Linked DNA regions of Mus musculus: regions 1, 2, 3 and 5 are each linked to region 4. The links are chromatin loops, found by intact Hi-C in ENCODE. Cell type or tissue: left cerebral cortex. All regions are shown on one strand. Region 1 overlaps Dnajc1 (DnaJ heat shock protein family (Hsp40) member C1). Region 2 overlaps Nebl (nebulette). Region 3 holds the start of Pip4k2a (phosphatidylinositol-5-phosphate 4-kinase, type II, alpha). Region 4 overlaps Armc3 (armadillo repeat containing 3). Region 5 overlaps Skida1 (SKI/DACH domain containing 1).

Region 1 (5,000 bases), 920 kb after region 4:
ACTTCCTTGCATTCTGCATTCACATTTTCAAAAGCTGAAGACTCAATTAGTGCCTTTCTTATTAATGGATCCAATATATTTCTTCCTACAGCTGAAGTCAATCTTTGCAAAATGTCAGTGAATGTTTTTTTTAGACCTTGCATGACCTGAGAAAATGGTTTAAGTCCTTTCCCTGTTTCTTCTACCTTGTCCCAGGCATTTAAGTCTGCCAAGCAGCATAATGTCAAGGTTTCTTCATCATATTTGATTTGCATCTCTATCTCAGCAAAACGACCAAAATCACTAAGCAGTTGATGTTTAGAAAATTGATACCTCTGACTTTATTTTGTTGTGCTATCTATCTATCTCCTTAGCCTCTTTTCTCTACCATGAGAACTACTGTAAATATGATCCAGGTTCTAATATTGCTTTTCTCATATCTTTCCCATCCTTGGGGGTTATTTTTATTTTTGATAGCCTAAGAAGTCAGGACTTGTTTTACAAATGGTAAATGTATTCCAAAATTAGTGAAATTTTCCTTAATTTTTTTAGCTGTAAAATATCTATGGATTGCCATTTAAATGGAATATTATTGTCTGTTAGTCTCTGTTGTATATTATCCGGATAAACTAAAATTTGCTTTTTAATAATCTTTGGTTGGTTTTTTCTAATTTTATCTTCTGTCTCTACCTGAGTATTTTCCTTGATTAATATATTGTTTCTCTCTTAAGGGCTGTGCCAATATTTCCTATCTCTCCAGTGCTTGTTTCTCTGTCATCCTGGCATTTTCTTCATTATAGTAACCTCTTCTTCAAAGCCTGCTCCCATGTCTTACATTTTTCCTTTTGCTGTTTGTTCTTTTTGTTCCATAAGTTCTTGTATCCTCTCTTCAGAGCTCTGCTTCCATATTTTATTTTACTTTGTATTGCAATTCTGATATTCTAATGTTTATTTTGATCAATTAATTTTAATAAAATATCCTCCAGGCCTTGCTTCCAAATATCATTATTTTCTCTCTACTGTTCAGTCTGATCTGTAAAATTCTGCATCTTTTGTTCTAGCATCTTTTCCAGCTCCTGTCTCTAACATTCATTTTCCTCGCTCTGTTGCTTATCGCATGAGCGATAAATTCCAGTACCTTTTGTTCCAGTGTTTCCTCTAGGCTGTATTGTCAAGTCTTAAATTTCTCTCTCTGTTCTTCATTCTTTTCTATAAATTCCTGTATCTTCTATTCTAAGCCCTGCTTCCATAATTTTTATTTTTCTTTATGTTGTAATTCTGATATTGTAACATCTTATTTATTTTGATTTATTAACTTTATTAAGTTATCCTCTGGGCTTTGCTTCCAAATATTATTGCTATCTCTCTGTTACTAAGTTTGATCTATGAAATTCTGAATTTTTTGTACTATAGTCTTTTTCTAGCTCCTGTTGCCAATTTTCAGCCCATTTCTCTTCCTGTCTTCATACTCGGGTTTATAATTTTCTGAATTCTCTCTATTGCCTTACCACTTTCATAAAATCTTTACATCCCTTTTCTAAAGCTAGTGAATTTCTTTTAGGGACTTGTTTTTTTGTGAAGACATAGAAAATGAAGATGGTTATTAGGATAAAACTGAAACTTAAGATTGTAATAATGATAACTGGCAAGTTGTCAGTTGCCTTTAAATCTATCCCTTTCAAACTGTTCAAAATAGCATCACATAAAATCTAGAATGTATTTGTCTTAGTTAGGGTTTCATTGCTGTGAAGAGACACCATGACCAAGACAACTCTTGTAAGGACAACATTGAATTGGGGTTGCCTTACAGGTTCTGAGGTTCAGTCCGTTCTTATCAAGGCAGGAAGCATGGCAGCATCCAGGCAGGCATGGCAGTGGAGGAGCTGAGTATTCTACATCTTCATCAAAGGAAGCCAGGAACAGACTGTCTCCCAGGCAGCTAGGAGAAGGGTCTTAAAGTCTACCCCTACAGTGAAACATTTCTTCCCACAAGGCTACACCTCCTCCAACAAGATCACACATTCTAATAGTGCCACTCTCTGGGCCAAATATTCAAACCACCACAGTATTTTTTATTTGTCACCTTTAGATGTCTTTTTTTTCCCCAGAATTATCAATTTATAGTTCTTATTACCTGATCCAGAGCTTCTTGTACCTTTGTCTCCCTCTGGTGTTTGATTCAGGACATTCCAGTCCTTTCTGATTCTTCTATTCATAGGTAGGGGCTGACTAGAAAAACTGAGGTGTCTGTGCTTCTGAGCTATTGCTGTTTTTTATTTGGGGTTTCTGGGTTTTTTTGTTTTTGTTTTTTGTTTTTGTCTAGAATGCAACCTGCAGTACAAGCTGTCTGGAGAGCAGGTCTGGCTGTCCTGTTTAAACATGTGCCTGTGAGAAGGCTTTGAAAAGTTAGCAGCCATTTTTCAGCTGCTGATCTTCAGCTGTGTATCAAGTAGCCATGACCCCAGCGTCTGTGGTCCTTTTCTGGGGCGAAGGGAACTCCAACTGTGTTGTGACATTGGTGCCCCCTAACATCCCAGCTCGGTGCTGGTATGCTGCCTTTTGTTTGGGGTATGTGCAGGGGTGTATAGCTCTCTGTACACCCTGAGACCCACTCAGCATTTGCTTTTGACCTTGCTGCAGCTTTAGAACACAGCTCTGGTTGTTTATATTTGAGGGTCGGGGTGGGGTGAACTTTTATCTCAGGTTAGTTTAGTTCTAAGCCCCACGTTGGGCGACAATTTGTTGGTGGATTTTCCAGTCCTAATAAGCCAGTGTAAAAGACACACAATCCAGATATTTTAATTATAAGCCATATGCCTAGATTGGGCAGATCTAAGACTATCCTAACTTATTCCCCAGCTGTGAGGACCCTTGTTACTTTCTTTTTCTCCTGGCCATGTGGTTCTAGTCCATGCTGGCTTCCTCCTCCACTGTCTTCTTCTTGTCCCTCTCTCTCTACCTGTAATTCCCTCTCGGGCCTCCAGTCTCACCATTTTCTCCACTGCCCAATCACAGTCTCTAACCTTTTATTGACCAGTTAAATTGGGGAGAAGTTTCACGATGACATCACTTGAGTACATAATGGTCTGCTCGTTGGGGACAACCACCTCTTGTGGAACCAGTATTAGCATAGAATACAAGCAACATCAGGCCAGCCTACTACAGAAAAAGTATATATTTGCTTATGTGTGAATGTTAGCTGTTAGGTTTTAGATAACAGGCTGTAATCTGTATAACCACAGAGGTTAAGTATAGACTAAGGGACTACTGGGGAGGGAAGAATCTCTCTAGGAGGGAGAAATAGAATAATAGTTTTCTGTGGACAGGGGCATGGGTAACTGTAACAGGAGAACCAAATGGGGAGGGTGAGGGAAGAGGTAGGGTAAAGGATGAAATATGGGAAGGGATAGTTAGAACTAAGGGCCATTTAGGGGTTATATAGAAACCTACTACAATAGAAGGGGCTTTAAATATATACATGTATGAAAGAAATCTAAATTGGAATTACCAAATAACAAAGGAGGCAAAGCCCCAACTAGGCATCTCTGTCTACAAAATGAAACTTTCAGTGTTGAAAATTGGTTATATCTAATTGAGTTGTTGGATACAGAGGCATCATTGAAACCCCCAAATAACCCAAGTTATTGCCAAGGCTATTGGTTGTTTTCAAACATTGATGGCAATGTCCTCTTGTTGAAGATACACCTACATAACTTACTGAATATGGAGAAGTTGGGCTGGTCCCTACCTAGAACTGACTAATGTTCACAGTATTGAAAATTACTCTGCACATTACCAGAGGAGAAAGTTAAAACCAACCCAGATACAAACACTGTGATCTACAATGATGATGATCTGCCTACAGGATACACTGATGCAATAATGGCACAGAAGTTGTGGGACCACTCTCTGCTTGAAACTAAAGTGTATTACATAAGATGGAACCCATTCCCACCCTGCTCTAGTGGCCAATTAACCTGGGACTAGATAGGTTATGGACCCAGGGGAAACCAAATAGTACTGTTCTGCTAAAGGAACATAGCAGTACAAAGACTCCTAACGACATTCTACTGTACTCATAGATTAGTATTTTGTTCAGCCATCATCAGAGATTCTATCCAGTTTATAGACTGTGACAGCATGCACAGAGCCTGACAGGGGAAGTGGACACAAGCCTTCATCCTTAACCCAGAAGCTATCTGTAGTTGATTCCTCTCACAAAGGAAGGAAAAATTGGTTTTCAACAAGGGAGGAGTCTCACAGGGTTTTTGAACCATACTTCAGGGCAGACCCCATCCCAGCATTAAAGCCAACAGAAAAAGCCATAATGCTATTTTTTGAGGGTTTTGTTTGTTGTTTCACAATGCTTTGTGTGGAATATTTTTTCTTCTTCAAATCTTTTACATATATTTCTGATGGGGTGTGTGTCCTTTTTGTGTGAAATGTGTGTGTTTCATTGACCATATGTGTTTCTTGTGTTTTTTCTTGGCTCCCCCGATGCACCTAACCTCTGAACTCCTATTTATTTTCTCCTATTCTGGTTTGTTTGTTTTTATTTTATCTTACTATTTTTTTTAGATGCGTGTCTGTACTCTACTGAGAGAGAAAGTGTGTGGGTTTTGGTTGGTGGGGAAGTATGGGGAGGATCTGGGAGGAGTTGGAGGAGAGGAAACCGATAAACAGAGTTTATTGTATGAAAAAAAGTCTATTTTGAATTAAAAAAACTGTAGTCATCTTAGACATGAAGCACTACATATCATTTTGATTTGCGCTTTCTAGTGACTGATTTTGCATTGTCTCAATTCTACTGAGTCCACTGTGCTGCCAGTATGTGAATGAGTATGGGGCCATCTACTGGAGTGCAGGGATGCTCTCAGGGAAGTATCCCTTATGAAAACTGGCTTTCCTTTCCCAGCAGGCATCAGTTCTTAATAGGAGGACTTCATGGCCCCTCCCTCAAATATACTGGTTTGTTTTAACTTGATCTAGCACAGGTCTTGTGCATACAGTAAAAACTAATG
Region 2 (5,000 bases), 1.9 Mb after region 4:
AATTGAGAAGTTAAAGCAAGACAAAAATCAAAATCAAAAACCAAACCAAACCAAAACAAAAAACCCTAAAAATTCCAGGAAGCAGATGTAGAACATTGTAGAAAATATATTTTCTAAAAATTAGATTATAAGCAATAGAGATATGGATGTTGCCAAAAACACGGTTTTAAAAGGGAATCTTTGAACAAATTATATGTGGATATCTGTATTTGGGATAATTCCCCCAGGAAAACCCATTCAATTTTTGGTTCCAAGGACACATTTCGTAAGTGAGTCAGACCTTAAGAAGTGTGTGCTCTCAGTTTGAACTGATCCTGGGTTACAGGGATACAGAAATGGAAACTGACCTGTAAATTTTTTTTATATTATAAATGCATAATTCTCATGAGTGGAGAATTTGAGCTCATGCCTAATGACATTCATGACCAATATTCAAGCAGCTTATTAAAAATTTCTAAATGCCTCATTAAGCTTTATGGAAGGGGATGAATATCAGGAATTTAAATTCTGCAATGATTCATTTGAAAGGTAGCTTTTACTTGATCTCTTTTTAAAAAACCCAATTTCTTGCTTTTCCACTAAAATATGTGATTTCATTTAGTTTGTCCTTTTTCTTTATGATAGGTTAAATATAAAGAAAAATTTGATAATGAAATGAAGGAAAAAAGCCACCATTACAACCCTCTGGGAAGTGCGTTTTTTAGGCAACACCAGTTCGCTGCTGTCCTGGCCAGTGATGTAAGTTATAATCTACAGAAATTACTTTCAATATGTTTAGAGTCTTGTTTTCCTAAAACTAACTGTGTTGTAATTACTGATATTTAATCAAGATCATGTAATTTCCAAGTAATTTGTAGTTGAAAACACTGGAGCATATTTTCCTGAAGCTTTTTTTTTTTTCTAGAAAAGTATATTATTATAATTTGCTATTAATGGTTACTGATTACTAATTAGTTAATAAGTAGGAACAGTGGTATGAATAAAATTATTGTGTCTGATCAAGAGTAGAATAGATTATAGAGTTTTTCAGGAAAGAAATGTATATTATCACAAATTAGTAGGTAGGACAACAATTAACTCATAATTATGCCCACAGAATTGGTTTATTATAAAGTACTACCTGATACATGGGGTTCATCAAAAAGAAATTGTCATGAATTGTGCTGCTAAAGGTTTAAACTTCTTTCAATTTTATTATGCTAAATGCTATCTTTGTAGATTTATTTTCATGTTTTTAAAATTAAGAAGGATTTATTGGGTAAGAAATGAAGTTCAGAATTTTTGCTAGGAGGAGGTATTGTCCAAAACTAGAAACAATGTCAAATCATTTTTTTTAAAGGTTCATTTAATATGTGTACAGACCCTTTCTCATCAGAAGAACTGAGTATCATGAAAAGGTTCTCAGCCTCTTCATCTTTATAGGTGACACTGGCTTTACTTTTCTTTCATTAATGTGTAGAAGGTATTTATGCTCAATAACAAGTCTTGGTTTGTGTCTGGAAGATAAAGGGAGCACGTTTGTCTTTCAGAACCTCTGGGGATATCATAATCTTTCTTTTCCTGGCTGATAATTTTTGAGTGTGTGCAGACAAAGATGTGGGTAGAGATGAGCTAATCTTAAAAAAATCTAGAATTGAGCCTTAAATGCTCAAGGCTGAGTGAGAATCAGGCTGCCTGGATGTGATCCTGTTCAGCCACTTCCTGTTATTCCTTCAATCTTTCTGTACCTCAGTTTTCTCATCTGTCAAATAGGAATAAATTAAAATAATTAGGGTGCTTTACATATATTAAGTGTTTTTAAAAAAGTGTTGGGCATACAGATACTGCTTAATGAACTTGATACTAATATTTTGTTCTTACTACTGGTATTAAATTCCAAAGCAGTTAGGAAAAAAAAAAAAAAAAGATTTACATAGAATGCAAAGCAGCTAAAGCTTAAATTCCAGCAAAGTAAAACTGAAATAATTCTATAGCAGCATATAAAGAATGAAGCAAGGCTTCTTGTTCTCTAAAAGTGGAGTTTCTACTATAATTACTGAAAGTGTGTTAACACCACCGTTTTGGAATATATAAACAGTAAAAGAAATTTAAATGTTTTCAAGTCTGTAAGTAACCATTTGACTCATTCAGTAGTGAATCAGCACCATCTAGTGGCTGCTTGTAAATCCTGTCACTACCACTCATCAGGACCTTGTATTGGGGGGAAAAAGAATGAGTGAATCCATTAATGTAATCCACTATATAAACAAACCCAAAGGGGACAAAAAATCACATGACCATCTCATTAGATGCTGAAAAAGCATTTGACAAAATACATCACCTCTTCATGTTAAACATATTGGACAGATCAGGAATTCAAGAGCCATACCTAAACATAATAAAAACAATATACAGCAAACCAACTGCCAATATCAAATTAAATGGATAGAATCTTGAAGCAATCTCACCAAAATCAGAGACAAGACAAGGATGCCAACTCTCTCCGTATCTATTCAATATAGTACTCAAAGTTCTAGCTAGAACAATAATACAACAAAAGGAGATCAAGGGGATACAATTTGGAAAAGAAGAAGTCAAGGTATCACTGTTTGTGGATGATATGATAGTATACATAAGCGACCCAAAACATTCTACCAGAGAACATTTGATCAACAACTTCAGCAAAGTGGCTGGATATAAAATAAACTCAAACAAATCAATAACCTTCCTTTATACAAATGATAAGTGGGCTGAGAAAGAAATTAGGGAAACAACACCCTTCACAAAATTCGCAAATAACATAAAATATCTTGGGGGTAACTCTAACCAAACAAGTGAAAGATCTGTATGACAAGAACTTCAAGTCTCTCAAAAAACAAATAGAAGACCTCAGAAAATGGAGAGATCTCCCATGATCGTGGGTTGGTAGGATTAACATAGTGAAAATGGCCATCCTACCAAAAGCAATCTACAGATTCAATGCAATCCTCATCAAAATTCCAACACAATTCTTCACAGACATGGAAAGAGCAATTCTCAAATCCATCTGGAAAACCAAAAAACAAACAAACAAACAAACAAACAAAAAAAAAACAAAAAAACAAAACAAAACAAAACAAAAAAAAAACCCAAACCAAACCAAACCAAACCAAACCAAAACCAAAAACAAAAAACCTAGGCTAACAAAAACAATTCTTAGCAATAAAGAACTTCTTGGAGAATCACCATCCTTGTCCTCAAACTGTACTACCAAGCAATAGTGATAAATTGGTACAGAGACAGACAGGTAGATCAATGGAAGAAAATTGAAGACCCACAAACAAACCCACAAATTTATGGACACTTGATCTTTGACAAAAAAGGTAAAAATAAACATTGGAAAAAGAGAGCATCTTCAATAAATGGTGCTGGTCTAACTGGTAGTCTGTATGTAGAAAAATGGAAATAGATCCATATTTGTCACCTTGCACAAAGCTCAAGGCCAAGTGGATCAAGGACCTCAACATAAAACAGATACACTGAATGTAACAGAAGAGAAAGTGGGAAAGAACCTTGAACTCATTGTTATGGAGGGAAATTTCCTAAACAGAATTCCAATGGCTCAGGCTCCAAGATCAACAATTGATGAACAGGACTTCATGAAACTGAAAAGTTTCTCTAAGACAAAAGACACCGTCAATAGGACAAATCAGCAACCTACAGATTGGGAAAAACAAAACAAAACAAAACTTCACTAACCCCACATCTGACAGAGGGCTAAGAAACCAAAATATATAAAGAATTCAATAAGCTAATCTCCAAAACCAAACAAGCCAATAAAAAAATTGGGGTATATAACTAAACTGAGAACTCACAACAGAGGAATCTCAAATGGCCAAGAAGCACTTAAAGATCTCCACATCAGATACACCGAATATAATAAAAGAGAAAGTGGGGAAAAGCCTTGAACACATGAGCACAAGGGGAAAGTTCCTGAAAAGAACACCAATAGCTTATGCTCTAAGATCAAGAATCAACAAATGGGACATCATAAAATTACAAAGCTTCAGTAAGGCAAAGGACACTGTCAATAGGACAAAACAACAATCTACAGATTGGGGAAAGATCTTTACCAATTCTAAATCTGATAGAAGGCTAATATCCAATATATACAAAGAACTCAAGAAGTTAGACTCCAGAGAACCAAATAACCCTATTAAAAATGGGGTACAGAGATAAACAAAGAATTCTCAACTGAAGAAACTCGAAGGGTTGAGGAGCACTTAAAGAAATCTTCAACATCCTTATCCACCAGGGAAATGCAAATCAAAACAACCCTAAGATTCCATTTCACACCAGTCAGAATGGCTAAGATCAAAAATTCAGGTGACAGCAGATGCTGGTGAGGATGTGGAGAAAAAAGAACACTCCTCCATTGCTGGTGGGATTGGAAGCTGTTACAACCACTCTGGAAATCAGTCTGGCGGTTCCTCAGAAAATTAGACATAGTACTACTGGAGGATCCAGCATTTCCTCTCCTGGGCATATACCCAGAAGATGCTCCATCATGTAATAAGGACACATGTACCACTATGTTCATAGCAGCCATATTTATAATAGCCAGAAGCTGAAAACAACCCAGATGTCTCTCAACAGAGGAATGGATACAGAAAATGTGGTACATTTGCACAATGGAGTACTACTCAGCTATTAAAAGCAATGAATTCATGAAATTTTTAGGCAAAGGGATGGAACTTGAAAATATCATCCTGAGTGAGGTAACTCAGTAACAAAAGAACACACACAGTATGCACTCACTGATAAGTGGACTTTAGCCCAAAAGCTTGGAATACCCAAAATTCAATTCACAGATCATATGAAGCCAAGAAGAAGGAAGACCAAAGTGTAGATGCTTCAGTGCTTCTTAGAAGGGGAAATACTCATGGGGGAAATATGGAGACGAAGTGTGGAGCAGAGACTGAAGGAAAGGCCATCCAGAGACTGCCCCACTTGGGGATCCATCCCATACACAGTCACCAAAC
Region 3 (5,000 bases), 280 kb after region 4:
GCCTGGCTCCTGTGTCATAGTTTTTGAGCCCTAACTTTTCCCTACAGCAGACTAATCATATTGATAGCAACTCAATGGTAGATTCTTGAAAGTGCAGCCACTATCCAGGAATTCCTAGTCAGCTAGGTAAGCCAGAAGGCTGGCCATAGTTAAATAAAAAAAACCTCCAACTAGCTAGTAAAACTAGGGTTAAACCCCAGACAGAAGGAGTTCATGTATCCTAATTGGAGCCTGCTTAATTGTATTTGTATTCCACGTATTATCTTTTAGCTAGGTGTGACAGTATATTTTCTTTAATAACGGTCTTCCAAGTGTTTTGAATGACCATGTTATAGAACATACCAAGTAAGAGGGAATGGACTTATCTTACAGCTTGCTGTGATTTCTACCTAAAGCAGTCAAAAGGGCCTGGGGCTGTGGCTCAGTTGGTAGATTCCTTGCCTGCCACACACAAAATAGGGGTTTCTGGTACAGACCTATAATCCCATCAATTAGGATGTAGAGGCAGGAGAACCAGGAATTCAAGGCCATCCTTAGCTACATAACAAGTTTGAAGTTGACTTGGGTTACATGAGATCCTATTTCAAATAAAGGAAAGTCACAAATACAACCAAGATAAAATTAAACCAAGAAAGCTGATGATTTCTCCCCGCCTTAGAGAATCCTACGCAGAATTTTCAACTGAAATATTTTTATCAGAAGTGTGGTATATTTAAAGAAAATCAAATCATATGTAGTAATGCACACCTTTAACCCCACCACTCAGAAGGCAGAAGCACATGGACCTGTGACTTCAAGGCTAGCCTCCTCTCCATATAGGGACTTTCAGGCTCTGCAGGGGTGGGGTGGGTGGGGAATCAGAGCATCTACTCCCCCACAGAGTCATTTCTGGTTGGATGCCCGAGTCATTGTAAAACCTTTAACATTGTCGTTTTGATGAAGAGCTTCAAACTGCTTTATGAGAGTGTGCCGAGTTGGTTATAGTAAGAGAAGAAATAAAGTAACAGCTGCAGGAAGCAAAAACAACTCAGCGCCAGGAGCCTTTCAACATCATACATTTTCCTGTTAGTAGTTGTCCTTTGAATAATTCCTTGCTTAGAGAAGGACCTCAGCCTCAGAACCAACAGCAAAAGAGTTCGAAGGCAAATAGATGTGACTCCCTTGACTGTGGAAGCAGCTTGCGAAGTCAATGAGTCAGGATTCAGCAGGATGTTATCAATGTTTCTGATTATACCTTTGTTTTCCCATCCTTGTTTCTGCCCCTCCCAGGAGAGATGGTGACCTCTGGTGCATCTGTGCCCAGGTTTCTCTTTGAAGGGTTGCCTAACAATGCCCAGAGGTGTCCATTTCCTGTTCTTGTAGGCTCACCCAGCTCTTTGCTGTCATTGAATTCAGTTTTTCAGCAAGCCCATTGTCTTGCATTATTAATATACAATTAAGTACATTACAGCTATTGTGAACAAATAAAGAGATACAGAGGCATTGAAGTGGAAGGATTCATTTCAACCAGGAGGAAAGGGTAATTGTTTTCAAGGACAAGGGCTGGTACAGGTTTCTGTGGAGGGGTGATGAAGAGCAATAATCAATGATGATGTGAAGCTCTTGAGTCTGGGTCAATGAGAATTTATTAAATAAATGAACTCCCAACTGGTTAACAACAATATGAATGCTTATTTCCAACACAGGAAGAGAAATGAAACAACTTGTAGGCTGTGTAGGGTGCTGAATTTGGTTGTAGATTCTTGTGAAAGGATGCCTGTGGGCAAGCTATGAAAATTGGTTTAGATAGACTCTTTTCTGAGGTCAGGCGACAGTTTATGAGTTATCAGTAAGATAAAGACTGTACAGCCCCACAGCCCCTCCACCGCCCCCAGACAGGGTTTCATGGATACCTGGCTTGGCTTGAACATACCTACCTACCTGAGGATTATATTGAATTTCTGATCCTCTAGCCTTGCCTCCTGAGGGCCAGGATTACAGGTCTGCAACATTGTGTACTTTTATCTACTGCTGGTTTTGAGTGTAACAAACAATCTATAGCATAGTCCCTAAAGTGACCTTTGTGTCAGGCTATACCTAGTCACACAAATAACATCAGTCTCTGGTTAAATGATTTGGTCAACTAGTGGAACTGTGGGTCAAGTTTATGACTTCTCAGCATTAATTTAGGCTGGTTTTGTTATTATCTTCACCCCCTTTAGCCATTAACAATGGTGATGCTTGGTACCAGAAGAAGCAAGGAATCATTGCGGCGGCGGGGCGGGGGGGGGGGGGGATAGTATTAACAAGTTAGAATGACCAAGGGGATTTTGGGGGCAACCGTGCTGAAAGGTCAAATGAAGAAAAGGAAGGTCCGCACAGGATCTGCTCCCTTTTTGTTCCAGGCGTTACTCTTTGTCTTCTTGAAAGATCTAAGGACTGTAGACTTGCAACAACAAATGCCAGCGTAAGGACGACTAATTTCAGTGTGGGGTGGTAGTGGTGAAAGGCTAAACATTTTCAAATCAGAAGGTGCATGTCCAGAATAAGAGAAGGAAGGGGTGGCCTGCAAAATGATGGGTTCCAAGCAAACGGTCCAGACTGGGGCATGGCTGTCTTGACTAAAGCAGGGGTTTCAGTGAAGAATCCCAGAGTAGGTTGGGAATGACATTCTAGTATCCGATAGCATGGGAAGGCCCAACCAGGATACAAAAGGTTAGGAAGTTCAAGGCGGGGACTCCCTGGCAGACAGTTGACAAAGAGGAGCCAAGGTCCTTTCCCTAGATGCTGGGGAAGCCCGGGGCCCCGAAGAAGCGCTCTGGGTCCCACGAACTCGCCAGCCCTTGGCACGGGAAGCGGAGGTTCCCGGACATTCCTGGCTGCCCCATGCATCTGGGGGCTCCCTCCTCGGAGCTCCCTTGGCTCCGTATCCTTTCCTTGCTCCTCCCCAGGAGCGAGAAAGGCATGCTCACGCGAGTCTCCACACTCCGCAGCAGCCTCCCCAGACGGATCGCGGCCGCCAGGAGAGTGCTCGTCTTAGCACCGGTGGCGGAGCGCACAGAACAGCTTAACGGTCCGGCATCCGCATCCGCACCCGCCCCGCCCGTCGGCGCCGCTGCCCCGCCCGCCTCTGCGTCATGACGCTAGCGCCCAACGCGGAAGCCGCCCGCCGCCTGGACCAGCCGAGGGCTGTGCGCCGAGCCGCGACGGGCGGGAGCCGGCGGGGGCGCGAGGCGAGCGCAGCTGCAGCCTAAGCGGCCGAGCGCGCGGAGCGGGCGGAGCGAGCGCCCAGGACTGAGCGCGGGCGGAGCGGGGCTGGAGCAGGCGCGCAGCGGCGGCCGCCCCGGGGGATGCAGCTGCCTCCCCGGGCTGGCGTGTAGGGAGGGCGGGTCCCCGGCCTCGGCGGCGCGGCGGTGGAGGGGACCGAGACTGCGACCATGGCGACCCCTGGCAACCTGGGGTCCTCCGTCCTGGCGAGCAAGACCAAGACGAAGAAGAAGCACTTCGTGGCTCAGAAAGTGAAGCTGTTCCGGGCCAGCGACCCGCTGCTCAGCGTGCTCATGTGGGGGGTCAACCATTCGGTAAGGCTCCTCTGCGGCGCGCTCCTCTTGCTCCTCGGGCTCAGCCTCCCGGCTCTGCTCCTCCTGCTGCAGCGGTGGCAGGGCGGGGACCTCTAGCCGGCTAGCTCGGTCGGTCCCGGGCCCTCTGGCCACTCGCCTCTTGGGGTACCCCTAACCCCACGACAAGCGTCCATCTCCTGGGTTTCTCCGGCGGCGCTTGCGCTCCCTTTGGAACCCAGGGAGGGTGCAGGATGAGAAGCATTCTCTGTTCTGTGCTTCTGAGCCTCTCCGCGGCTGTCCTGTCCCGCATTCGTCCTCCCGCCGGTCGGTGCTCGCTGTCCGCGAAGTGGGAAGTTTGTGCGGGGACCGACTCTGTCTCAGCTATCAGTCCTGGCGGGGAACCGCTCAGGGCCCAGTCCGAGCGATCGCTCCACTTGTCTGGGACCGATGGGCCCTCCTGCCCTGAGCGGGTGGGCAGGTGAACCTGTCCCTGTCAGGAAGAGTCCGGAGCTTCTCGGAGATAGGACTGGAGTGAATCAGAAGATTTTGGGCGGCAGCTTGAGAGCTTAGCTTTCTTTTTTCCTTTAAAGGCAGTATTGTCAGACTCTAGGAGAATTTTTTTGGGGGGGTGGGGGGTGGGGGTGGGGAAGACGGGCAAAGGAAAAAAAAAAGCAACGTAAATATGGCCCTGGTGCTGAGCGTCTTCTCTTCATCCCTTCCCGCATCGCCCAGCTGCTGTGCCCTTTCCAGACCTCCTGGCGGGGAGTCTTCCTCCCTCCCCCTTGCTTCCTCCCCTCCTTGGGGAGCCAGGCAGAAGTCACAGACTTCTGCAGAAGGATGGCCTTGGTGGTGATAGTCGGAGGGGGTCCCGGCGGTCGCGAGTTCGAGGTGGTCTAGAGTTAATTACATCCATTTTGGAGGTTGTTTAAAAGACTGTCGGGGTGCGCGTTGGGGAGGGTTAGTCTAGCGCACAGCTAGGGATGTAAGGAGGTGCGCGGCTGCAGACTCTGCGGACTGCGGTGTGGGGGGCTGAAACAGCGTCCTGCTGATCTGACAGCGAGAAAACTCCTGCAGCTTTAATCTTCTTAGATGGGCTCAGGAAACGTGATAGGCGCTGTTGGCTGAGCCTTGAAAGTTTCAATGAGCTTGTGAATTTTGACCATGACCTTACCTACTGCAGTCAGCCAGCTTCAGAGAGAGAGCTTGAGCCTGCTGCTCTGCTTTTGTTTTCAGTGGATGCCCAGGTGTCCCTTTCAGCATAATGTAAGTGACAGAAAGCCAGCGTGGTTTTTGCACTCTTAAATTAACAGAGTTGTTTAAAATGGCTCAGTATCTTTTATTTATAGTTTTCCTCCCAAGCAGAGCTGGAGAAAGGTGAAGCAATATGAAGATGATTGTGTTTATCTGGAACGTTTTAAAGAGTTGAGAAATCTATTACTTTACTGCTGGGTCTACTGGGGT
Region 4 (5,000 bases):
GACACTGAATGCTCTAGTGTGACTAAAAAATTTCAATCCCCAGCTATGTCCCCATCCCTCAATTAGCTCCAGCGCAGGTCCCTGGGGCCTCTCCTAAGACCGACCCTAAGGTCATGATCCTCTTTATCACCCTGTGATATTTTGTTCCACTTATGTATCTGTCACTTTTGAAAATTATCTTTTGAGATGACTGAGGGGTGCTCACTTGTAATACTGATATGTGGGAGGCTGACACAGGAGGACTGGGATAGCCTGGGCTACTGGCCATACCCTGTCTCAAAACTAAAATATAATAGTTTTGTGTTGCTCAGGCTGGAGGAATGCATGTCCCCAGGGACTTTGCCCCTGCTCCATCTCTATCTACAGCTGGAGCCGCGCCTTACACAGAATCAACACAGAAGGAATTGAGGGAAAGTAGTTACAAGATTACCAAAGGACCCTAAGCTTCAAGATGAATTCATAGATAAATAACAGAATGTCATAATGGGGGGGAGCCCCTAGATTCCCTGTCAGATGTCATTTCCAGAGAGAAGAGGTTACTGGAAGGGCCAGAATTCTGCTTGCCATTCTTAGCAGCTCAGAGGTACAAACGAGGGGTCAATTTGCATTCCATCTGTTATTTCCTAGTTGTCAAAGACAAAATTCAGATGTAAGGAAAGCAATCCTGACCATGTGACGTTTAATCCATTCTTTTTATTTTGTTTTGCCTCTTTGCTTGCTTGAAGCCTGGTTTCCCATAGCCCAGGTAAGCCTGCAACTCACTATATAGTCAAAGATGATCTTACACTCCTGATCCTGTCTCCCAGGGGCTGGGATCACAGCCACACCCCCTCATGCCCTGAGGTCTTTGTTTTAAGCATTCCAATGTTTTCAGAGGACAATGTTTTCAGAGCCCATCTCTACCTTCCAAGGAGAGCAAACATAGAGTCTGTTTGCTTAGCTTGCTTTTTTTTTTTTTTTTCCGCTTGCTTTTTTGTTGTTCAAGAAATGAAAAATGAGGAGAGGCTGAGAAGATTGGAGGAAAGGAGAGATGAGAGAGAGAGAGAGAGAGAGAGAGAGAGAGAGAGAGAGAGAGAGAGAGGAGTCTGGGATTAAAGACACAGATTAACTTCTTTGGAGAGAGCAAGAGCCTCCCGCACTTGCTGAGCAACTGGTAAGTGGGAGGGTGAGTGGCCAGGGTGGAGAGAAGTAACTAACTCTCAGAGATACTCTTAGTATCTCTGATACGGGCTGCACAGAGATACAGGGACATAGGACGGGCTGTTGTCCCAAGGTGCCTCAGTGTCCTGCCTACCTCTGGTAACCTGGGGAAGTAACATGCATCTACTTGCTCACGTGTAAAGGAACAAATGCACACAACAATGACAAGGACATTTCTCCACACGGAAGACTGCTGTAGGATCTGAAGCTACACTCTACTGGGGTACTTAGCTAAGTGTTTACCCATAACTGCCAGCTACCAGCAACGGCAGAATCTACCACGGGGAAATATGACCGTATTCCGCCATTCGTATGTGTGTGGGAAATCATCCTTTTCAGACCACCTTCCAGCCAAACAGCTGATATAAACTTGCAGGGTCAGAGTGGAGGCAGCTTCTTCAGAGATCGGATCTGAGCCTTTCCGTGTAGCTACAAATAATGAGCAATAAGGGCCTATTCCCAAGTGAAGGAAAAAGATGTAGGGGATGATTAATAATAATATGAAAAGTCAAGGGTGGATACAAAGTAATGTATAGGTTTAAACAGGCTTCAAATTAAAAGAGAAATAATGTGAGGATATCCAATCGGTTTGATAATTTCCTGTGAAAATCAGTAATGCCGGGAAGCAGACAGTACTAGCAACTTTAAAATGTTATGCAAATATCAGCCCCGCTCTGTAGGTAATAAAGGCAGCACAGATAATTTTCTAATTGAACATTTTATGAGATTCACCGAGCCTCAGAAAACTGGTAGTTAATCAAATTCAAAGTGTTTGTCGAGGTCTGGCAAGCATCAGCTGACACAGAGTAGGGATGGGGAATCAGGTGGTTTTATTGAAAACTCAGGTTTTCATTCTGAGTGCTTTTTAACTTCAGTATGACTCCCACTCCACCCCACCTCACCCCACCCCACCCCCAGCCCAATAAAAGCAAAGACAGGACACGATTCTTCTACGCAAACAGGAAGAGAGGCACTATGGGTGGATATAACAAACGGCCACTCAGTAAATTTGGATGGAAGGAATGAGGTATCCTCATAAGGATACAATGAGGACTCTTTTCTTTTGTCATTGTAATACAAAGCACTTTTATCACTTTGTCCATTGCAAATGTGTGTGCGCACCACGGCTTCTGTGTGCAGCTCAGAGGGCAACCTCTGACAGTCAGATCTTTCCACTGTGTGGGTAGGACTTGAGACTCGAACTCAGGCTTAGTGACAAGGGCCATTACCCACTGTCCAATCTCCAAGGCTCTCAAAGGACTTTTAAAGTCCCAAGCGCTTTGAAATTATTATCCTTAGTTTTTTGTTTTTGTTTTTTTAAAATGACGATCCTTTAAACAAAAGCAGCCTTCCTAAGGCAGCAATGTTATGTTGCCTCTCACTTTTATTGGGAGACTTCCAAGCTTCTAAAATTTTACAATGAATTTAAACAAAAATTAAATAATCTTTTCTATTGCCATGGGATGCATCTATTGCTCAAACGTGCTGCGTTTGTCCCTGTGATAACACAGCGAAGCAAATATTCAGTCACTGGTGGAGGAAAAAAAAATAAGAGGTGTCAAAACATTTTGAAACGACTGCACCTCAAAAAGGGACAAAGACAGACACAAACATCTGCTAACCGTGTATTTAGCAGTAGAATACTATCACAGTAAAATGCTTTCCAGATCACAATCTTTTAATAATGTTCCAAAAATATTATTTTAGGCTCACCAGAGTGTTTCAAATTAAATTAGTGTGTGTTTCATTAAAACACAGAGCGCTCGGTCCATTTTTGCCCCTCCCCCAACTCTCTCCTGAGGCGCCACTAGGGGGCAGTATGAAGACGCGGTTCTTGCCGCTGTGGGTGAAGGGAAATCGCTCAGAAAACCATTTTCTTAAGAAAAACCCGACGCGACAAAGACAATAACTGCGTGGCTTAGGCTTTAGGTCCGACCCATACATCAAGCCTATGTGCTGAGTTTGCGTCTTTCGTGGGTCGTTTCTCAGTGCAATGTTTCTTTAAGGGTTTTGAGACCCGAGATTACTTATCCTAAGTGAATCTGAGTGCTAGGGAGCCCTGGGTCTAGACAGAGTGGTAATTTTTCCTTAAAGGACTGTAGTAAACAACCGCAGCCATCTCGGAGGGTGTGTGGCGTCCCTTCCTGCAAGATATGACGGGGAGAAGGGAAGAATTGGCGTTTGGCCACTTTTAACAGATGTGTGTTGTTGTGTTCCTGTCTTCAAAATAAGTGGTCATCACTCACTCTGTTACAGCCAGCATTCTACAAGAAAATATGGCGACTCTACAGATCATCAGCCCCACATCTACAAGTTAAAAGGTATACAACGAAGTGGTAAAATAAATAAACACAGCATATTATGTTACCAGCCCCACGCCCAGCTTTATTTATTCGGGTGGTGATTTTTTTAAAGCATGAACACACACACACACACACACACACACACACACACACACACACACACACACTTTCTGCACTGGCATAGATAATACCCACTTCAGCTCAGACCATTCCTGGCTATGTGACAGGACCTGAGTCCTGGTTTTTCTCAAGGCATGCTATATACTCTTTCAATAGTATATAAAAATCTATCCTGAGGATGTATTTAAATTTTCCCCCACATATTATATATGGTTTTCTTAGACATGATAATCAACAAATAAATTTTGTAGACGTTAAAGTGATAGTATCTGTCTTCCTTCAGCTTTATTTAAAGGGGAGAAATTTTCTTTGTTTCTAGAGAAATTTTAATACCAATACTACTAAATGATCAGTCAGTCATTCATATTGACAGAGATATAGAGTCAAAGAGAGTCAAAAGTTAACAAAGCACTCAGGCACATCCGTGTAAGGCTCTCTGTCTCTGCACAGAGCCCCTTAATCATCATCAGTGTTTGTGCTCCTGGCCGCAGGTCACACAAAAGTAGAGAAGTCCCTGGAGACTTGTCTCTGCTATTTCGAAGGCTTAAGGTAGCCCAACAATTAATCGATGTATTTTTAAGTGGCCAGTTATATATGCTACAATTCAGAACTTTCTTGGGTTGCTACTTTTGTGGGAGTTGAGAAGCTATACAAAAGAACTGCAAATTCCACAGGAAAATGGGGAGAAGGGGGTCTTTAAAACTCTAGGGTCTTTAAAGCTATCTTCATGGAGCTAAGGTAAGATGGCTATGAAGAATCAGGGTCCATATAGTTGAACACAGTTGTTTGTGAAGAGTTTAACCTTAGTTACAAGTTTCCACTTTTTTGTAAGTATAAAATGATTATAGTTGTTGTTTTCAATATTTATTCATTGGTATTTACTAAAATTGTATCTTTAAAAGAGATCCTTTTAAAAAAGCCTGGTCTGCATCTATATTCATCTTCAAATCTTGTCTGGTTTTTCAGTGAGTAAATTTAGTTATTAGTGCAAAGGATTACTGAATTCTTTCCATTTTGGGGGCAACTTTGAATCTAATTCTGGTCAGATCCAACAGATGGCAGTGATGTTATAAACTGTTTAAAATACTCTCATTGCATGTAGGATCGACTACTCAGAAGGATGTCAACCGCAAATCATTTGCTCCATACTTGTATAAATTATTTAAGAATTTGGAATGATTAATTGGGCAGAAAAGTACACAGTAAATAAAACATGAAATTCAACTGGAGATATTTCCTACATTCACAAATTAAATGGCTTCTCCTTTCCAAAAAGCATTATACACAGAGAACTGTCCAGTATATTACCAGCATAGTAAGGAAGGAGCGCTGCCCGAAATTAGCCGAGGGGGCTACCTATTCATGACTGCCTATTTT
Region 5 (5,000 bases), 1.2 Mb after region 4:
ACGCTCATCTCCCGGGAAGACGTAGAAGCGCTCTACACATCCTGCAAAACCGAGCGTGTGCTCAAGACCAAGCGAAGGAGAGTCGGTCGGGCCCTGGCCACAAAGGCGCCGCCGCCAGAGCGCGCCGCCGCCGCCAGCCCCCGCCCGGCTTTTTGGAAGGACAAGCACCAACTTTGGCGGGGCCTGAGCGGAGCCGCGCGGCCCCTGCCAATCAGCGCGCAGTCCCAGCGTCCGGGCGCCGCCGCCGCGCGCCCCGCCGCCCATCTACCTCAGATTTTTAGCAAATACCCGGGCTCCCACTACCCGGAGATCGTTCGCTCGCCTTGCAAATCCTCTTTAAACTATGAAACTGCCCAGCTCCAGGGAAACTACGTCGCCTTCCACTCGGACCCCGCTTATTTTCGGAGCCTGCTGTGCAGCAAGCACCCGGCTGCAGCCGCCGCCGCCGCCGCCGCCGCTGCTGCTGCCGCCGCCGCCGCCGCCTACTACCAGACTGCCGGGCCTCAGCCCAAGGCGGCGACCGGCGCGGGAGGCCCAGTGAGCCTGACTTACCGCTGCAAGCGCAAGCGCGGGGGCGCCAAGAACTGCCTGCTCCCGCCTCACGCCGGAGCCCGGCGCCTGCTGCTGCTGCCCAGATCCTACAAAGCCAAGGCGGCGGCGGCGGCAGCAGCGGCGGCTGCTGCTGCGGCGGCGGCGGCCGGGGCCACTTGCTTGGAGAGGTTTCATCTGGTCAACAGCTTCTGCCCGCCTCCCCACCACCACCATCACCATCACCACCATCATCATCACCATCACCACCGAGCCCAGCAGCCAACGCCGAGTCACCACCCCTCTCATCACCACCGGCCGCAACCCCATCTAGGAAGCTTTCCCGAGAGTTGTAGCAGCGACTCCGAGTCCAGCTCCTACTCCGACCATGCAGCCAATGACTCGGATTTTGGCTCCAGTTTGTCCAGCTCCAGCAACTCGGTGTCCTCAGAGGAAGAGGAGGAGGAAGGAGAGGAGGAGGAGGAAGAGGAGGAGGAGGAAGAGGGGGGCAGCGGGGCCTCGGATTCCAGTGAAATCAGCTCGGAGGAGGAGGATTCTTCCACCGAGTCAGACTCCAGCTCCGGGTCCAGCCAAGTGTCAGTGCAGAGCATCCGTTTCAGGCGCACCAGCTTCTGCAAGCCTCCCAGCGTGCAGGCGCAGGCCAACTTCTTGTACCATCTGGCCTCCGCCGCCGCTGCAACCAAACCCGCTGCTTTCGAGGATGCCGGCCGACTTCCCGACCTCAAGAGTAGTGTCAAAGCCGAGTCACCAGAGGAGTGGAGTCTGCAGAGCTGGGCTCCCAAAGGGACTCCGGTGTACTGCCCGGCCAGCTTGGGGAGTTGTTTCCCAGAGATAAGAAACGATAGGGTATCTGAGATTACATTCCCACACTCTGAAATATCCAGTACTGTAAAGAGAACTGACCTGACAATTAACTGCCATGCAGAGGGGGCCTCTTCACCTAGCCCAAAGACAAACAATGTATTTCCACAACAAAGAATACTCCGAGAGGCTAGGAAATGCCTACAAGCAACTCCTACTACACACTGTGCAGAAAACAGCACAATAGCTGCTAGGTTCTTAAATAATGATTCGTGTGGAACAACAGCAAATTCAGGAAAAGATTCCAAAATCCCTCATTGTCCTGAATTTGCTACGGATTTACCCTCTCTTCAAAGTGATCCCAGAGTGGATACAGCAACAGCAGCAGCAGCAGCAGCAGCAGCAACTAAAGCTGAGAGTCTCTGCACTGGTACAGGTGACAAGACATTGCCATTTCTGCACAATATTAAAATCAAAGTAGAAGACAGTAGTGCTAATGAAGAATATGAACCTGAGCTTATTACAAATAAGCTAAAGTGGGAGTGCAATGATGCCGAGGGTGAGTTTTACAATATGACTGAGAAGAAGGAGGAGGACGCCTTGGTACCCACAGCCAAGGAAGGTTTTGCATGCCCTGAGAAAGAAACGCCTTCCTTAAATCCACTGGCTCAGAGTCAGGGCCTCTCATGCACTTTAGGATCTCCAAAACCTGAGGATGGGGAATATAAATTTGGTGCCAGGGTGAGAAAAAATTACCGGACACTAGTACTGGGCAAACGACCAGTCCTTCAGACACCTCCAGTCAAACCAAATTTGAAATCAGCTAGAAGCCCTCGTCCTACAGGTAAAACTGAGACACATGAAGGAACACTGGATGACTTTACAGTTTTAAACAGACGCAAAAAGGTAGCCAGCAATGTAGCATCAGCAGTGAAAAGGCCATTTAATTTCATGGCAAATTTTCCTTGTCCACCTTCACTCATTATTGGGAAGGATGGGGATTTGTGGCCAGCGTATTCCTTAAACACCACTAAGGATTCCCAACCTCCTCACAAGGCCCATCCTATATGGAAATGGCAGCTGGGCGGTTCTGCAATACCTCTTCCACCTAGTCACAAATTCAGGAAATTTAATTCATAAAAAAATGTTTTGGAAGATATTTTCTCGAACCATATTACCTTCCTTTTGTTGTAAACTGCACAGGATGGCTTGTACCAAGTCCATTAATGGTGTTACACCCCTTTTGGAGTCCTGGTTTATCGCATTTTGAAGACAAAAATCGGATTACTTTTTTTTCCCATTGCGGGTTGTTTTTTTTTTTTTTTTATGGTGGGGGAGGGGTGGGAGAAGGGTTGGTTTACATACCACAGACTACTTCAGGCTAAAGACTCAAGTAACACTCAGTTATTATGGTAGAGCTGGAACACTTTACTGTTTCAATGGTAATAATGCACCGGTACCTCAATTCAACTGCTACAAATAAATGTCAAAAGGTTGAATAATAAATATCACAATGAGCCATTAAGTTTATGCACTAGATTTCAGACCTGAAAGTGTAACTGGTATTCAGTGAAAGTTTGTTAGGTTACATGGTTACACAATGAGGTAGCAAGAAGTTTCTGTGAGCCCAAATGTAATTTTCTGGAGCTCTTATTTGTGGGGTGTCTTTTTTATTTTTTTTCTAAACCCAGATTCCCTTTCCAATAGTAGTTGCACTTAACTGTTTTTTTGTTTTGTTTTGTTTTGTTTTTTAATGGAAAGATTGGGGGTCTGAGTCCTGATTGGATGCTGATTTAAAAGCTGCCCATTGTGTGAGAAGTAAAAAAATACTTTTTTTTTTTTAACCTTTACAGTCACTCCTTGCAACTGGAAAAGCCCCTTCTGCGCTCTCACCCAAACATTTAAAATAGGATGACTCTTGCTGTGCTCCTGCTTGTCTTCTGATCTGAAGATAACTCTTCAAGCTTTCAAAACAATTAAAACATTTCTCTTAATAGCAGGATGTTTAATGGTCTAACTCATCCTAGTGTCCAAGCAGTAAATACAACCAAGAAAAAGAGTCATAACACCCCAAGTGAAAAATAACTGATTTCAGGGCTTTTTGGTATTAGAACTCAGGCACTTGGATTTTATTACCTTATGCTTTTTTTTTTCTGCATCTCTCTAAACTTCTGTTTCAGGCCATCCTGTGTATAGAACAGGAGAGTTTCTACTGCAAGTGACAATCAGAGGTGACTATCTATATTTGCACTTAAAATCAAAGTAGTTCCACAGGCAAGTGGTCTAGCCCTTGGTGAGGCCATGCTGGTGGACTGTGTTGTAAAGATGAGAGCAGTAAATCAAAATTATGGAAATTTGCACTGTTGAAAAGCATGCTTTAGCTTTATTTTCAATTAAAAACACTGTTTAAAATTCCTGGTTCCATACATTTCTACTTATTCCAGATTGAAGAAGGGTTAACAAGAATGAATGGCTTTGTTGACATTTTCACTTGTAATGTTTTTGCCTGAAAGAAATGCATTTATTGGGTGCAGTGTTTTGTGGTAATACTTTGTGATGAGACCAATCAGGTTCTGGGCACAACACTGGCAAACTTCCTCTCAAATAACAGAAAAACTTTTCAAACTTGTTATAGGCCAACTATTAAAAAGTTTCATATCTAAGAAAGTGAAGCATAAATCAGTTGTTATTTTAACGAAAGTTGTATCTAGTAATTTTTGGGTCACCAAATTATGTATCTTAGATCCTGGTTATCTTTAGTCTAAGAAGTTGCATCTACAGACCATAAATCACAAAGCAAAACAAAACACCACTAAGATGTTTACTGTGTGAATTTAAAGCATTATTTCTCATGGAAATTCAGCTATTTATTTTCCTTAACCTTTTAATTCCTACCCCCCTTTGAAATTTTCCCCTTGACTATAAATGTTTCAGATAGTTCTGGATGGTCTCAGACCTAATTGCTGTGTATTATCTGTGGTTTTCCTCCTGTTGTAAAGGACAGAGGCTGAGAATACCTGCATCCAAATACATTTGGATAGAGTGAACAGATGCTTTGAACTGCCTTCCTTCCTTTTCTTCTTGAATGTTGCCAGATGTAGGCTCACTGGAATTTTTTTTTTTTTTTTTTGAATCACAGATATGGTCAAAGCAACATTGGGGGATGTTATTCTTGAATTCATGTTTGTATATATTTCCAAACGCTAGTCCATAGTCTCAGTTAAAAGTGCCAGAAATCCAAACTGGCTTCTGAGCTCGAATCCATTCCTCTTTGGAAGGCAATGAAGAATTTAGGGACAGTGAGTTGTCTTTATAAAGAAAAACAAAACAAAAAACAAAAGCAAAGCAGTCTGTAAAAAGTATGACACCCACACAGGGGAAGTCTGTAATTTCCATTCTTTAATTAGTGACAAGACAAGAAAGTTCAAGTGCAGAAACTGCTGCATTTGGACGAGGACTTTCCATGGTGGCTACAGACTGTTACCAAATTATAAACTGAGAATCTATTTTAAGTCTACAGATCTTGAGTGTGGAAGATTGTAAGATGGGATAAACACAAAATTAAGACAAATATTCCATAGAATTTTGGGCAAAATATGAGGCTGCAGCTTGGACACTTGGTCCCCAGTCCTCAGAGAATCAGTAGATTC

What was found. A loop is a pair of places that touch in the nucleus more often than their neighbours do. Peaks named below come from ENCODE experiments on the same cell type or tissue, not always from the same donor. Only the 100,000 strongest peaks of a DNase experiment are listed, where the experiment ranks them.
Region 1: a loop joins it to region 4, with 3 times the contacts of the local background. A loop is called at or near these places in 7 of 42 quality-filtered maps.
Region 2: it touches region 4 in a loop (4-fold over the local background); 2 of 42 quality-filtered maps call a loop at or near these places.
Region 3: it touches region 4 in a loop (7-fold over the local background); 9 of 42 quality-filtered maps call a loop at or near these places.
Region 5: it touches region 4 in a loop (3-fold over the local background); 2 of 42 quality-filtered maps call a loop at or near these places.

The regions. Positions count from the first base shown.
Region 1 is chr2:18,352,648-18,357,647 of GRCm38, reverse strand. All of the region lies in intron 1 of Dnajc1 (DnaJ heat shock protein family (Hsp40) member C1), which reads left to right. Among named protein-coding and RNA genes, the nearest start is that of Dnajc1, 38 kb to the left of the region's middle. In left cerebral cortex, CTCF peaks have their summits at 2,150 (motif pointing left) and 4,832 (motif pointing left); DNase peaks (open chromatin) are centred at 2,153 and 4,845.
Region 2 is chr2:17,420,259-17,425,258 of GRCm38, reverse strand. It overlaps Nebl (nebulette), which reads left to right. Exons shown (of 26, transcript NM_001362722.1): 9 at 625-738. Among named protein-coding and RNA genes, the nearest start is that of Nebl, 40 kb to the left of the region's middle. In left cerebral cortex, a CTCF peak has its summit at 2,162 (motif pointing left); a DNase peak (open chromatin) is centred at 2,139.
Region 3 is chr2:18,996,412-19,001,411 of GRCm38, reverse strand. Pip4k2a (phosphatidylinositol-5-phosphate 4-kinase, type II, alpha) reads left to right here and starts at 3,291. Exons shown (of 10, transcript NM_008845.4): 1 at 3,291-3,560. The coding sequence starts at 3,417. 4930426L09Rik (RIKEN cDNA 4930426L09 gene) reads right to left here and starts at 3,093. Exons shown (of 1, transcript NR_024323.1): 1 at 1,608-3,093. In left cerebral cortex, a CTCF peak has its summit at 2,985; DNase peaks (open chromatin) are centred at 3,783, 3,797, 4,327, 4,527 and 1 more place; H3K4me3 peaks cover 2,627 bases; H3K27ac peaks cover 2,248 bases.
Region 4 is chr2:19,274,478-19,279,477 of GRCm38, reverse strand. All of the region lies in intron 10 of Armc3 (armadillo repeat containing 3), which reads right to left. Among named protein-coding and RNA genes, the nearest start is that of 4930447M23Rik, 67 kb to the left of the region's middle. In left cerebral cortex, CTCF peaks have their summits at 3,008 (motif pointing right) and 4,678 (motif pointing right); a DNase peak (open chromatin) is centred at 3,081; H3K4me3 peaks cover 697 bases; H3K27ac peaks cover 418 bases.
Region 5 is chr2:18,043,100-18,048,099 of GRCm38, reverse strand. Skida1 (SKI/DACH domain containing 1) reads left to right here. Exons shown (of 1, transcript NM_028317.3): 1 at 1-4,013. The coding sequence ends at 2,490. Among named protein-coding and RNA genes, the nearest start is that of Skida1, 2.8 kb to the left of the region's middle. In left cerebral cortex, no CTCF peak of the experiment used is centred here; DNase peaks (open chromatin) are centred at 513, 1,169, 1,765, 1,942 and 1 more place; H3K4me3 peaks cover 2,563 bases; H3K27ac peaks cover 1,944 bases.